2 separate regions of the Homo sapiens genome follow, and region 2 is linked to region 1. A link is a contact called in ENCODE Hi-C or POLR2A ChIA-PET data. All regions are on one chromosome and are shown on one strand. Each heading gives the region's core, a stretch centred on a gene start or an enhancer-like site at or near the end of the contact. The rest is flanking DNA. Distances are from core to core; before and after follow the strand shown.

Region 1 (6,275 bases), core at 2,719-5,218:
ATCAACCTAATTCTATACTTGTTTGACCTTTAATAGGAGCCTAAGGCAAGTACAGAAGTCAGAGTTTGCCTAATATACTCTCCCAGAGGGATTGTCAAGTATATTTCATTTATTGGATTGTGAATTTTTAGAGTGTCCAGATTCACTCTTTACCACAAAATTTAGAGTGTCCAGATTCACTCTTTACCACAAAAATTCAAGAGTAATTATTTTAAACAGAACTGCATTCCCACAATAAGTGCTGATTTGTATTATTTTCCAGTTCATACTTTGAAGTATTAACAGACTGAAAACTGAGCATTTTATTGTTGCCTGCTTTTTTTTGTCTCCATTTGTCAAAGAAATATATGGAATATATCCTGTTAACCAAGCTCAAATGCTTTAAATTTTATTCACTGGCTATTCAAAAAAACAGAGATTTTAAAAATACTTGAATTGTTTGAATAATTTATTGGAAGGCCACTATACCGCCAACACTGAATAACTTAGTTTAAATAGGTATAGCCTCAGGAAATGTCATTACAAATATTTGTCTGAAAGTCAGTTGCCTAGATTAGTTCAATTTTTTATTTTTCCCTTTAGCTTTGCTTTTAATGTTTGCAAATAAATACAGTATTTATTGTTTGTGAAAATATTATTAAAGTAGAATATTTCTCAGATGATGTTTCCTTTTAACCACTTCATTAACTAAACTCTGAATCAATGTGTAATCACTACATTTTTTTCTTTAGATACTTTTTTTCTTTAGTGTCTGAAGAAAGCAGCTGTGGCTTATTCTCACAGCCAGAACTCAGCCATAATAACATGAAAAAATATTATTCAATGTATCATAATAATGGCTAACACTTCTTTAGGTTTTAATTTTTGCTTTCTTAACATATAACTATTTGATTATTATAAATAATATTTGAGTGTTTGAAAATCATTACTCCCTTAAAAAGAAACTTATAAGATACAGAAACTGTAGAAAATATTTCGGTAGAGGATATGGTTAGAAACCATAAGAAAAAAATCAATTAATGCTAAGACATTGTCAACCATGGCCTTGTTTCAATATATGTTTCTTTCCAAGAAAAATAAATTCCATTATATCACCACATCTGTATGTATGTACAAAATTCAATAAAACAAAACTGGTCATGCTCAGGAAAAAGCACGGTTTAGGGAGACATTGTTACAATAATTACTTTTTTCAAAGTTCAGTAAATTTTTAAGAAGCCATCAAATAAACTTCTATTCTCAAATGAGAAGTTGTCACAACTACTCAGTTTGGATCATACTGAAATCGGGGTTTTTTAATGAACGAGGAAGATACAGACAGTATTTTAAAATTTTCTATCCATTATATTTTACATTTTCTTTTGATAAACAAATGCGTGCCCTGATCAAAAGTCTAAATTATTAAAAAAAAGTGATATAATGAAAATAACTTTTTTTCTCCCTTGATTGCTTGTCTCATAGGTTCCTCCCCGGATATAACTGACATTAATTTCAGATGTGTCTTCCAGAAACATTCTATGCATTCACAGTAAAATAAGCCAAATTTAATGATCCATTATGTATAAAAAACCATTTACCTTTACATATCCTTAGATTAATAAATTATACTTAGTTTGACAACTTACTTTTAAACTTAGTATTTCTTAGACATTTGATAACAATAAATTATAATTCTAATTCACTTTAAAAATTACTACAGAGTATTACATTATTTGGATAAATATATTTAGTGTATTCAGTATGTTATTGTCAGAAATCTAGGCTGTTTCCATGCTTTTCAGTGATGAACATTTTCAGCAGTCAGCATTTAAAACTATTTATCTTTGTACCCAGGTGGATGCATATTTATAGGATAAATTCCTAAATAAAGGTTGCTGTTTTTAATTTTTAAAAATATTAATATTGATAGACATTGAGCAAGGTACACTTCATATAGAGTTTTTATTGAATAATATTTTAGGTTGGAAAAGTAATATAAAGTTTTTGTTCACACTCTCAAAAATTTAGTATCTCTTGCACTAATTTGTCACTTAGGCTATGTGGCTTTACATGTGTTTTTTCAAAATAGATTTAAAAGTTCTTGAAGCTGCTCTATTGTCTTCTGTCTTCATATTTCTCATGTTAAGTAATAAGACATGTCTTGGAGCAAGTGCCATTTAAGACTCCTCTAACTGGTAACTTGAAATTTTTGACATTGCTACTTCATTATCTAGTATAAATGAATAATCTCAGTGTTGCTTTAGTGCCCACTTGTTTCTCATATTAGTAAGTTATTGCAAAACTTAGCATTTGAACAGAATTGGAAAATGAATAATATAGTCAAGTTTTCTGTATCACATATGATATTGCTTTTAAATTCTTATTTTATTAACTCTTATTTTTGAAGAATTGTTTTTTGAATAGCTGTGATTCTTTTTAATTTTTATTTTTTCTTGGATATCTAAATCTTTTAATTTTTCTTCTTTAGGATTTATATACTTCCTTTTTAGGTTATGTTATGATCCTTCTCTCCAACTTAAAAACTTAAAACAATCAAATAAAACAACCATATCTTGTCAGAGTTATGCTGTGATTTGTGTACAAGTAGAAGGCCAGGTGGACAAATGACGGGTACTGTAAAATGAATCCAAAGCTACAAATGCAGCTTTGTTTGCAATGACAAATAGCTCTCTAATGCAACTAATTTAAATATGAAGGCTAGGTTATTGCAATAAGCTAAAAACCATTTAAAATCATTTTTAGGAAAAAAAACCCTCTCCTTGGATGTATGTGGGCTGTATTCTTAGACTTTGAAGATCAGGCTTAGGAGTTAATATTATTTAGTGGTGATTGGGACAGAGTGTCATTTTGTGACACTCCAGGACAAGTAGCCTCAGGGTGTCATGAGATTTCATGCTAGCTTGGTAAAATGAAATAATTCTAAATGACACCTCTGAGCTACTCTGAAAAGTTAGCTTTCTAATGAGAACTTAGCTACTGAAGAAGCACTTGGCTGAGTAACAAATCTCTCTACCTTTGCAAAGAATTTCTTTTTTTTACCCCCTGCTGGCATTTAAACTCAACCATTTACATTTAGGAAATCACCAATATATGTAAAAATGAAAAGGAAGGTAGAGAAGCAGCAGAAAAAGTGTGGTTGAAATAATCATTTAGCTATGATGACCATGCCAAATGTAGGTAATATTTAGAAAAAAAATTTGGATGCCATACACACAGAATTGAGGAAATTAGTTTTTGATATAGATATGTCAGAATTGGTTCTGTGATATAGTGGCAGTTTAAAAGTGTTTTCCCAAGAGAGGACTGTCAGATTCTGCTCTAAAACCAATAGAAAATGACTCAGTCTCAATTATACTTTGTATCCTAATTGCAGAGACCTTTAACATAATGACATAATGAACAATTAACACTCAACAAAGTATCAAAACCAACCACAAAAACTGCTCAAGGACTTTCAGAAAACATTCATTCTTTCAATAAATATTCACTGTAGTCCAAGAGATGTAACGAAGAACAAGACTAATAAGATTCTTACTTTTTCAAAATTACATCCTCATTGGGAGACACAGATGAATGAAGTAAGCACACATATTTATCAACTAATTTCAGATAGTGTTAAGTTCTAAGACGAAAATAAAACAGGGTGATGTGATAGAATGTACCTTGTGTGTGGATGTTGCAGAGAGGGTCAGCTTTAGTCAGGGAAGGCATCCTAGATAAGGAGGTATTTGTGCTAAAACCTGAATGATGAGGACTCCACCACGTCAAGATTTGGAGAAAAGGCATTCCATACAGAGAAACAGCAAGTGCAAAGTCCTTGAGATGGGAAAGAGCATGGTATGTTCAAAAAGAAAAAAGAACACCAGCATGGTGACAACAGAAGGGACAGTGTTGCAGAAGATGAGGTCAGAGTGATAGAGAGGAGACAGATTGGACTTTTGTTCTAAGTACAACAGGAAGCGATTTCAGCATTATAAGGAGAGAAAGGAAAGAATATGCATGATTCAAAATGATCACATTTTCATCTGGATGAAGATTAAATTGCAGAGGGGCAAACTTAGAAGAGGAGAGACAAGTTAGAGGTTTTTGTGGTAGTGCAGGTGTTTGACAATGGTGGTGAGATTAGCATGGTAGTACTGGAAATAGTAATTAGATTCTGGATACACTCTGGGAGTAGGGTCTACATATTGAGGGTTTGGATATAGAGAACAAGGGGAAGAGAGGAATCAAGCATCTCCCCTAGGATTTTGCCTTGAGCTGCTCGTGAAGTGGAAATGCATTTACTGAGAGAAGACTGGGGGAGAACAATTTATAAGGGAGGAAATTAGAAGTTCTACTCCAGGTATGTTAAGTTTAAAATGCCTATTACTTGTCTAAGCGGATCTTGACTACAAAACTGTCTGTAGTCTCAGCAAACGAGTTCTGTGGGCAATCAGCATTATTCTCTTTTTCTTGCCTTCCTGCATATTCGTAGCTTGAGGGAAAAATAGAAAAAAAAAATTCACTTGTTTATTCATTCAACAAATATTTATTAAACCATCTATTCCATAAACATTTATGCTAGGCACTGTTCTAGCAAATGTGGATAGGGGAATAAACAAGTTCTATTTTGTATCAAACTTTTTTTCCTTTTCAGGTTTAGTTTCAAGAGTGTGGGTGAAAAATGGATGACTCATTTCCGTTCTTTACTAGCTGGTCCAAGGCTGGCAGTTTGGTCTCTGTTGCCTCACTCTTCTCTGGTATGCAGTAGAAACATTCAGAAATAGACTTAGTAGCCTGGATATACAATGTCACCTGCCAAAGTCCTTCAATACCATAGTAATGAATAAAAAATGAATGGTACTAATTGATATATATTTCCTCCCATTTATTCATCCTATGTTTTTGTTTTTCTATTGTGTATTATTTTTTAAAGTACCAGAATAAACTAATGTCTTTGAGTTTGTGATGACTAATAGAAACAGTTGGATATAGAAATAATTCAGTTTAAGTCAGCCAAAGAAACACCAAAATGTTTCTGAGTAATTGGTTATTGCAGCCTTCTTAGTATTTCATTAGGGATAAATTGAGGTTTCTGAATCTAAGAAATTACCTGGTGCTTTTCAATACTGATATGATAGATTTTGATACCACTTGCTTAATATAGGAACATTTCCTGTTTTTCTTCTAGAGAACTCTGAATTAAAGAGAGAAGCAGAGATGAAAATAACTTCTCATTTGTGCTTTGAAATATTTCTTGTCCTAATTAAAATTCAGGCAAGCCAAATTTGATACCATAACATAGAGTCAGCCTGACCACTCAGCTTCCCTTAATATTCTGCATCCCCTCACCCTTCTTTAAAACTGGTTCCTCCAGTTTGTATCTGAATGATGCTATCATCACAGTGAGTTGTGCCAAACTCAGATTACTGTATGCTATAGTCATCGTCTGGTTTCCTGTCTAGTGAAGAAGCATTTCATGGTGGTTAATAGCACTGGCTTTAGTCAATTAGGCTAGGATTTGAATTCTGGCACTGCTGTTCATTGGCTGGATGACCTAGGGCAAGACACTTACTCTTTGTATCTCGATTTCCTCATCTGTGTTGATGTGTGAGACTTAAATGAGCTAATGCAGGTAAAGTCCCAAGCACAAGGCCTATCACCAGGTAGGCATTTGTTCATATGCTTAAAACCTATTTGAGTGTCAGGCACTGTTCTGAGCTCTGGGATAAAGCAAGCACAAATTAGACAAACTTCCTGCCTTCATGGTCTTTTTATTTTGGCATTCCATAACCTCAATTCCCTTTCTTATTTTCTTTCTTTCCTGGATGGCTCTGAGCAAAATAGTCATGTAGCAAAAAATGGGCACTTTATCATATTCTTACTCTTGTGTGTGACACAGCTAGTGTATTAGTCCATTTTCATGGTGCTGATAAAGACATACCAGATACTGGGCAATTTACAAAAGAAAGAGGTTTAATGGACTTACATTTCCACATGGCTGGGGAGGCCTCACAATCATGGTGGAAGGCAAGGAGCAAGTCACATCTTAGGTGGATGGCGGCAGGAAAAGAGAGAGAGGACTTGTGCTCTCTCTCCCGTTTTTAAAACTGTCAGATCTCGTGAGACTTACGAGAACAGCAAGGGAAGACCCACCCCATGATTCAGTTATCTCCTACTGGGTCCTTCCCACAACACGTGGGAATTATGGGAGCTACAAGATGAAATTTGGGTGGGGACGTAGAGCCAAACCATATAAGCTAGTGTCCGTGTTGCCCACCCTTGCCCACCAAGCT
Region 2 (5,866 bases), core at 3,116-5,615, 100 kb after region 1:
TATGCATGCATGCATTATGTTTATTGCAGCACCATTCGCAATAGCAAAGACATGGACTCAACCTAAATGCCCATCACTGATAGACTGGATAAAGAAAATTTGGTACATATACACCATGAAATACTATGCAGCCATAAAAGGAAATGAGATCATGTTCTTTGCAGGGACATGGATGAAGTTGGAAGCCATTATCCTCAGCAAACTAACGCAGGAACAGAATACCAAACATGGCATGGTCTCACTTATAAGTAAGAGCTGAACAATGAGAACACATGGACACAGGGAAGGAAACAACACACACTGGGACCTGTTGGAAGAGGACAGGGGGTAGGGAGAGCATCAATAAAAATAGCTAATGCATGCCACACTTAATACCTAGGTGATGGGTTGATAGGTGCAGCAAACCACCATGGCACACGTTTACCTATGTAACAAACCTGAACATCCTGCACATATACCCTGGAACTTAAAAATTAAAAAAACCCCAAAACCAAAAAAACCTTAGGAATATACCTAGCTAAGGAGGTGAAAGATCTCTCTAAGGAAAACTACACAGCACTGCTGAAAGAAATCATTGACAACACAAACAAATGCTCATGGATGGGTAGAATCAATATTGTGAAAATAACTATACTGCCAAGAACAAGATTCAATGCAATTCCCATCAAAGTACCATTATCATTCTTCACATCACTAGAAAAAACAATCCTAAAATTCATATGGAACCAAAACTGAGCTTGCGTAGTGAAAGCAAGACTAAGCAAAAAGAACAAATCTGGAGGCATCACATTACCTGATTTCAAACTATACTACAAGGGTATCGTCACCCAAACAGCATGGTACTGGTATAAAAATAGCCATGTAGACCAATGGAACAGAATAGAGAACCAAGAAATAAAGCCAAGTGTTTATAGTCAACTGATCCTCAACAAAGCAAACAAAACATAAGTATGGAAAGGACACCCTACTCAACAAAAGGTGCTAGGATAATTGGCAAGCCACATGTAGAAGAATGAAACTGGATCCTCATCTCTTACCTTATACAAAAATCAACTCAAGATGGATCAAATACTTAAATACAAGACCCGAATCCATAAAAATTCTGGGAGATAATATCATAAAAACTCTTCTAGACATTGGCTTAGGCAAAAAATTCATGACCTAGAATGCAAAAGCGAATGCAACAAAAACAAAAATAAACATATGGGACCTAATTAAACTATAAAGCTCCTGTACAGCGAAAGAAACAATCTGCAGAGTACATGGACAACCCACAGAATGAGAGAAAATATTAGCAAACTATGCATTTGATGAAGGACTAATATCTAGAATCTACAAGGAACTCAAACAAATCAGCAAGAAAAAAACAAATAATCCCATCAAAAATTGGGTTAAAGACATGAATAGACAATTCTCAAAAGAATATATATAAGTGGCCAACAAATATGAAAAAATGCTCATTATCACTAATTATCAGGGAAATACAAACTAAAACCACAATGAGATACCACTTTACTCCTGCAAGAATGGTCATGATTAAAAAAAAAAAATAGATGTTGGTGTGGAGGGAACACATCCCATGCTCATGTATGGGTAGAATCCATATTGTGAAAATAACTTTTACACTGCTGGTGGGAATGTAAACTAGTATAACCACTATGGAAAACAGTATGTTGATTCCTTAAAGAACTAAAAGTAGAACTACCATTTGACTCATCAATTCCAGTGTTAGCAGTGTCAAATCTGTATGGATCTGCAGCAACCTCAGTTCTTGCCTCCTCAGAAGAAAGAATTTGACTGAGCAGCATAAGGCAGAAGGAGAGACTGATGCAAGTTTTAGAGCACGAGCAAAAGTTTATTAAAAAGCTTTAGAGCAGGAACAAAAGGAAAGAAAGTATACTTGGAAGAGGGCCAAAAAAGTGACTAGAAAGACAAGTGCACGGTTTGACTTTTTGACTTAGGGTTTTATATGTTGGCATACTTCCAGGGTCTTCTGTTTCTTTTTCCCTGATTCTTCCCTTGGGGCGGGCTGCCCGCATGTGCAGTGGCCTGCTAGCACTTGAGAGGTGAGCATGTGCAGCGTGTTTACTGGAGTCGAATGCATGCTCACTTGAGGTGTTCTTCCCTTATTGGTGGAATGTCTCTGAGTCATATACAGTAAACTCCACCATTTTGCCTCTTATTGCACATGCTCAAGCCCACTCACCCAACTCCTGAGATCTTATTGGAGAGCTGCTCATCACCAGTTTCAGGTTTTTTCTATCTATAGGGAGACTGCCTTTTCCTGGTGCTGGCTGTGACCAATTATTTTCGAGAGATGGTTAACAACTGCCTGACCATCACCTGATTGTCACTTGACGTTCCTGGTGGGGTTTGGGGGAGCCCTCTCCTGCCATGCTCATGCCTGTCCCTAGCTACCTACTATAATGCCACTACTGGGTATCTACCTAGAGGAAAGAAGTTATTATATGAAAACGACACTTGCAGATGCATGTTTATAGCAGCACAATTTGCAATTGCACAAATATGGAACCAGCCTAAATGCCCATCAACCAATGAGTAGATAAAGAAAATGTGGTATATATACAATATAGAATACTACTCAGCCATGAAAAGGAACAAAATAATGTCATTTGCAGCAATCTGGATGGAGTTGGAGACCATTATTCTAAGTGAGGTAACTCAGGAATGGAAACCCAAATATCATGTGTTCTCACTTATAAGTGGGAGCTAAGCTATATGAATGCAAAGGCATAATAATGGTATAATGGACTTTAGGGACTCAAAAGGAAGGTTGGGAGGAGGGTGAGGGATAAAAGACCGTACATTATGTATAGTTTACACTGCTCAGGTGACAGGTGCACCAAAATATCAGAAATTACCACTAAAGAACTTATCTATGTAACCAAAAACCACCTGTTTTCCAAAAAAAAAAAAAACTACTGAAATAAAAAAAAACTACTGAAATAAAAAAAAACTACTGAAATAAAAAAAAAAAAAAAAGATGTCGACATCTGCCACTGACTCTACTGCCAGATTTCTGTGAATAGATAATGTTTCTGTTACAACTGAGTCAAATCCCTCCCTATTTAATAGTATGGCGGGTTGAATTGTGTCCATGAAAGACATGTTGAAGTCCTAACTTATGGTACTTCTGAATGTAGGTCTGCAAATAGGGTCTTTGCAGATGTTATCAACTCAAGATGAGGTTATCTGGATTAGGATGTCACCCAAAGACTGGGATCTTTATCAGAGAAAGGAGAAAGATATTTGAAAACAGAGACAGGGAGACATACAGAAGGAAGAGAGCTATGTGACCACCAAGGCAGAGATTGGAGTGACTGCAGGAGTCATCAGAAATTAGATGTCAAAGAAAAATGCTTCTTTAGAACCTTCAGAGGGAGTGCAACACTGCTGACACCTTTATTTTGGACTTATAGCCTCCAAAACTGTGAGATCATAAATTTCTGTTGTCCTAAAAAATATTTAAAAGAAATCACAAAACAAAAATCAAATTAACTCAAAAGTAAGAAGAAACAATAAAAATAAAGGAATGAATCAATGAAATTAACAGCAGCAAAATATTAGAGAAAATTAATGAAGCCAAAACTTGGTTTCTGGACAAATAAGTGAAATTGGTAAGTCTTTACCTATATTTATCAAGAAAAAAACCTGAAAGGAACTCAATTGCCAATATCAGGAATTTTACCCCAAGATGGTGGATTAAAGGCTTTTAGCATACCTTGTCTACTTGGAAATAGCAAAATCGTGCATCTAAATTAACACTGTGAGGATTTATTCAAGAAGAAATATTAAGAATTCACCAAAAAAGTGAAGGATACTTCAGACACTTGGGAAAGAGAAGGTAGGCAAGCAGCCTGTGTGGCAGTGTTTGGCTGAGGAAAGTGTGTGAAGCCCCGATATGTGAGAGGGGGAGTTTTCTTCTGTCACTCACCTTTCCACTGGCTGTTTATGTAACCCAGGCTATGGGAGAGCAACTTGTTTCTCCCAAACCCTGAAGCTAACTTGGGGAGAGTCTGGGAGACTGAGAGAGAAAAAGGACACTGGAAAAAGCTGCAGGCATTTCCCAGACCTAGGGCTGAGAGGAAGATTCTGTTTTCAATCTGGGCTCATACTAAGTCAGTCATTATTTGATAAGCTGGCAGTGGTGGCTGCTGCAGGCATTTTAGTCTCTGGCCAGAGATTGGAGTACTTGGTTTGCAGAAGGAGACCAGAATGAGTATGGGGTGTGCTCCAGCCATTGCAGCTGGAACTGGGCTCTCTCACATCACAGGACGGAAGTGGGAGGAGACTTGCTGAAGCTGCAGTTTCTCCCAGGCAGTGAGATTTGCAGCCAGAAACAGCTTTGTGACCTGGGACTAGTCTGTGTGTGACATTGTTGGGTGCCCCAGCCTGCTGCCTTAGTCACCTTAGTCAGTTGAGGGAGTGAGCCCTACCGGTTCTGAGGAGAGGGAGGGAGGTGGTTCCCTCTCCACAGACTGGATTGGGAACATGGGCCACCCCTCCCTTCCTGTGCAGAGGTGGCTTCTCTACTCCTTGCCTGGTTATATCTCCAGGCATTTTTGCCTCCAGGCATTTGGTGTACCTGCTCCCACCCCTGCAGGGTTACTTGCCCTCTCTCCAGACTTGAGCTGAGACTGGTCCCACCCATCGTGGGACTCTGTCCTGCCCGGGCAGTCTTAGGCTTTCTATTTTTGCATCACTCAATCCTGAACAGACATTCACCAGAATGTGCTCAGACTGTGCTCAATTCTGACAACCACAAAAGGCTGACAGGATTCAGGGGAGCTGCAGAATTCCTGGAGGTCTAACAATTAAAGCAGATTGTCCCTGGGGGAGGAAGAGTACAGCACAACAAAGCACCCCTTGGGACAAAGGAGATTAGGGTGGCACTCTCCTGTGCTCTAAAGCTACTTGCTTGGGAGCTGAAAGTGATTTCATACCTCCCAGCACAGATGCAGGTGCAGCTCTGGGCTCTGTATGGGAGGATCATGGTTTTATCTCAGTGGCCAGGTGGCACCCGTGCTCAGAAACAGATATAAGAGGGGGACTTCTCCTCCCAGCTTCCCCCACCCACTGCTGCACACATAGCCTTGGCTATTCTCTCTTTTTTCTTTTCTTTTCTTTTCTTTTCTTTTCTTTTCTCTCTCTCTCTCTCTCTCTCTCTCTCTCTCTCTCTCTCTCTCTCTTTCCTTTTCTTTTCTTTTCTTTTTCTTTTCTTTCTTTCTTTTTTGAGACGGAGTCTCGCTCTGTCGCCCAGGCTGGAGTGCAGTGGCGCGATCTCGGCTCACTACAACCTCCGCCTCCCGGGTTAACGCCATTCTCCTGCCTCAGCCTCTCCGAGTAGCTGGGACTACAGGCGCCCGCCACCACGCTCGGCTAATTTTTTGTATTTTTAGTAGAGACGGGGATTCACCGTGGTCTCGATCTCCTGACCTCGTGATCCACCCGCCTCGGCCTCCCAAAGTGCTGGAATTACAAGCATGAGCCACCGCGCCCGGCAGCCTTGGCTATTCTTATGGGAGGTTGGTACAGTTGCACCTGTGGATGGCCATTCCAAGGCTATAATGGGCACTGCAACCCCATGGGTGGTGTGCCCACTGGGCTGGGCTTACAGAGTGGGCAGGGCCCTTCTCCCTCTCTACATGGAGCGGCTGCAGGAATGCTAATCAGACGAGCTGCAAAGCTATCTATGTTGCGCTGAGGGAAAAGGTCTTTCCTGAGGCCAATCTGTTGGAAAGCAACGGTACAGGTATTTTCCGTGACCCTCAGCTGCATGGCAGCCTCGAGATCAATGACAGTGTCCATCTGAACTGAAAGTGACAAGCCCCAGGATAGAGGTGGG

Evidence for each region. Hi-C counts contacts between places; a loop is a spot of excess contacts on that map. ChIA-PET counts read pairs that join two places held with the same protein, here RNA polymerase II (POLR2A). Pooled maps may share reads with other maps.
Region 2: a loop to region 1 is called in a pooled map, with 5 times the contacts of the local background. The contact joins the enhancer-like site here to the promoter of MIR4280HG in region 1. A Hi-C loop is called at or near these places in 1 of 168 maps with a recorded cell type or tissue (naive thymus-derived CD4-positive, alpha-beta T cell), 9 of 37 single-sample maps with no recorded cell type and 14 of 50 pooled maps. POLR2A ChIA-PET finds 5 or more read pairs at or near these places in 3 of 52 experiments (RWPE1, activated CD4-positive, alpha-beta memory T cell and activated T-cell).

The regions. Positions count from the first base shown.
Region 1 is chr5:87,119,888-87,126,162 of GRCh38, reverse strand. MIR4280HG (MIR4280 host gene) reads left to right here and starts at 3,968. Exons shown (of 2, transcript NR_186582.1): 1 at 3,968-4,342. It overlaps LOC101929380 (a long non-coding RNA gene), which reads right to left and starts at 6,015. Exons shown (of 4, transcript NR_105018.1): 1 at 5,969-6,015.
Region 2 is chr5:87,018,775-87,024,640 of GRCh38, reverse strand. No RefSeq gene overlaps it. Among named protein-coding and RNA genes, the nearest start is that of MIR4280, 93 kb to the left of the region's middle. RefSeq lists enhancers at 4,161-4,280, 4,311-4,370. Within about 2 kb of position 4,365, at least 12 of the 41 ENCODE cell types and tissues checked have a DNase peak (open chromatin) inside an H3K27ac peak, as active enhancers do.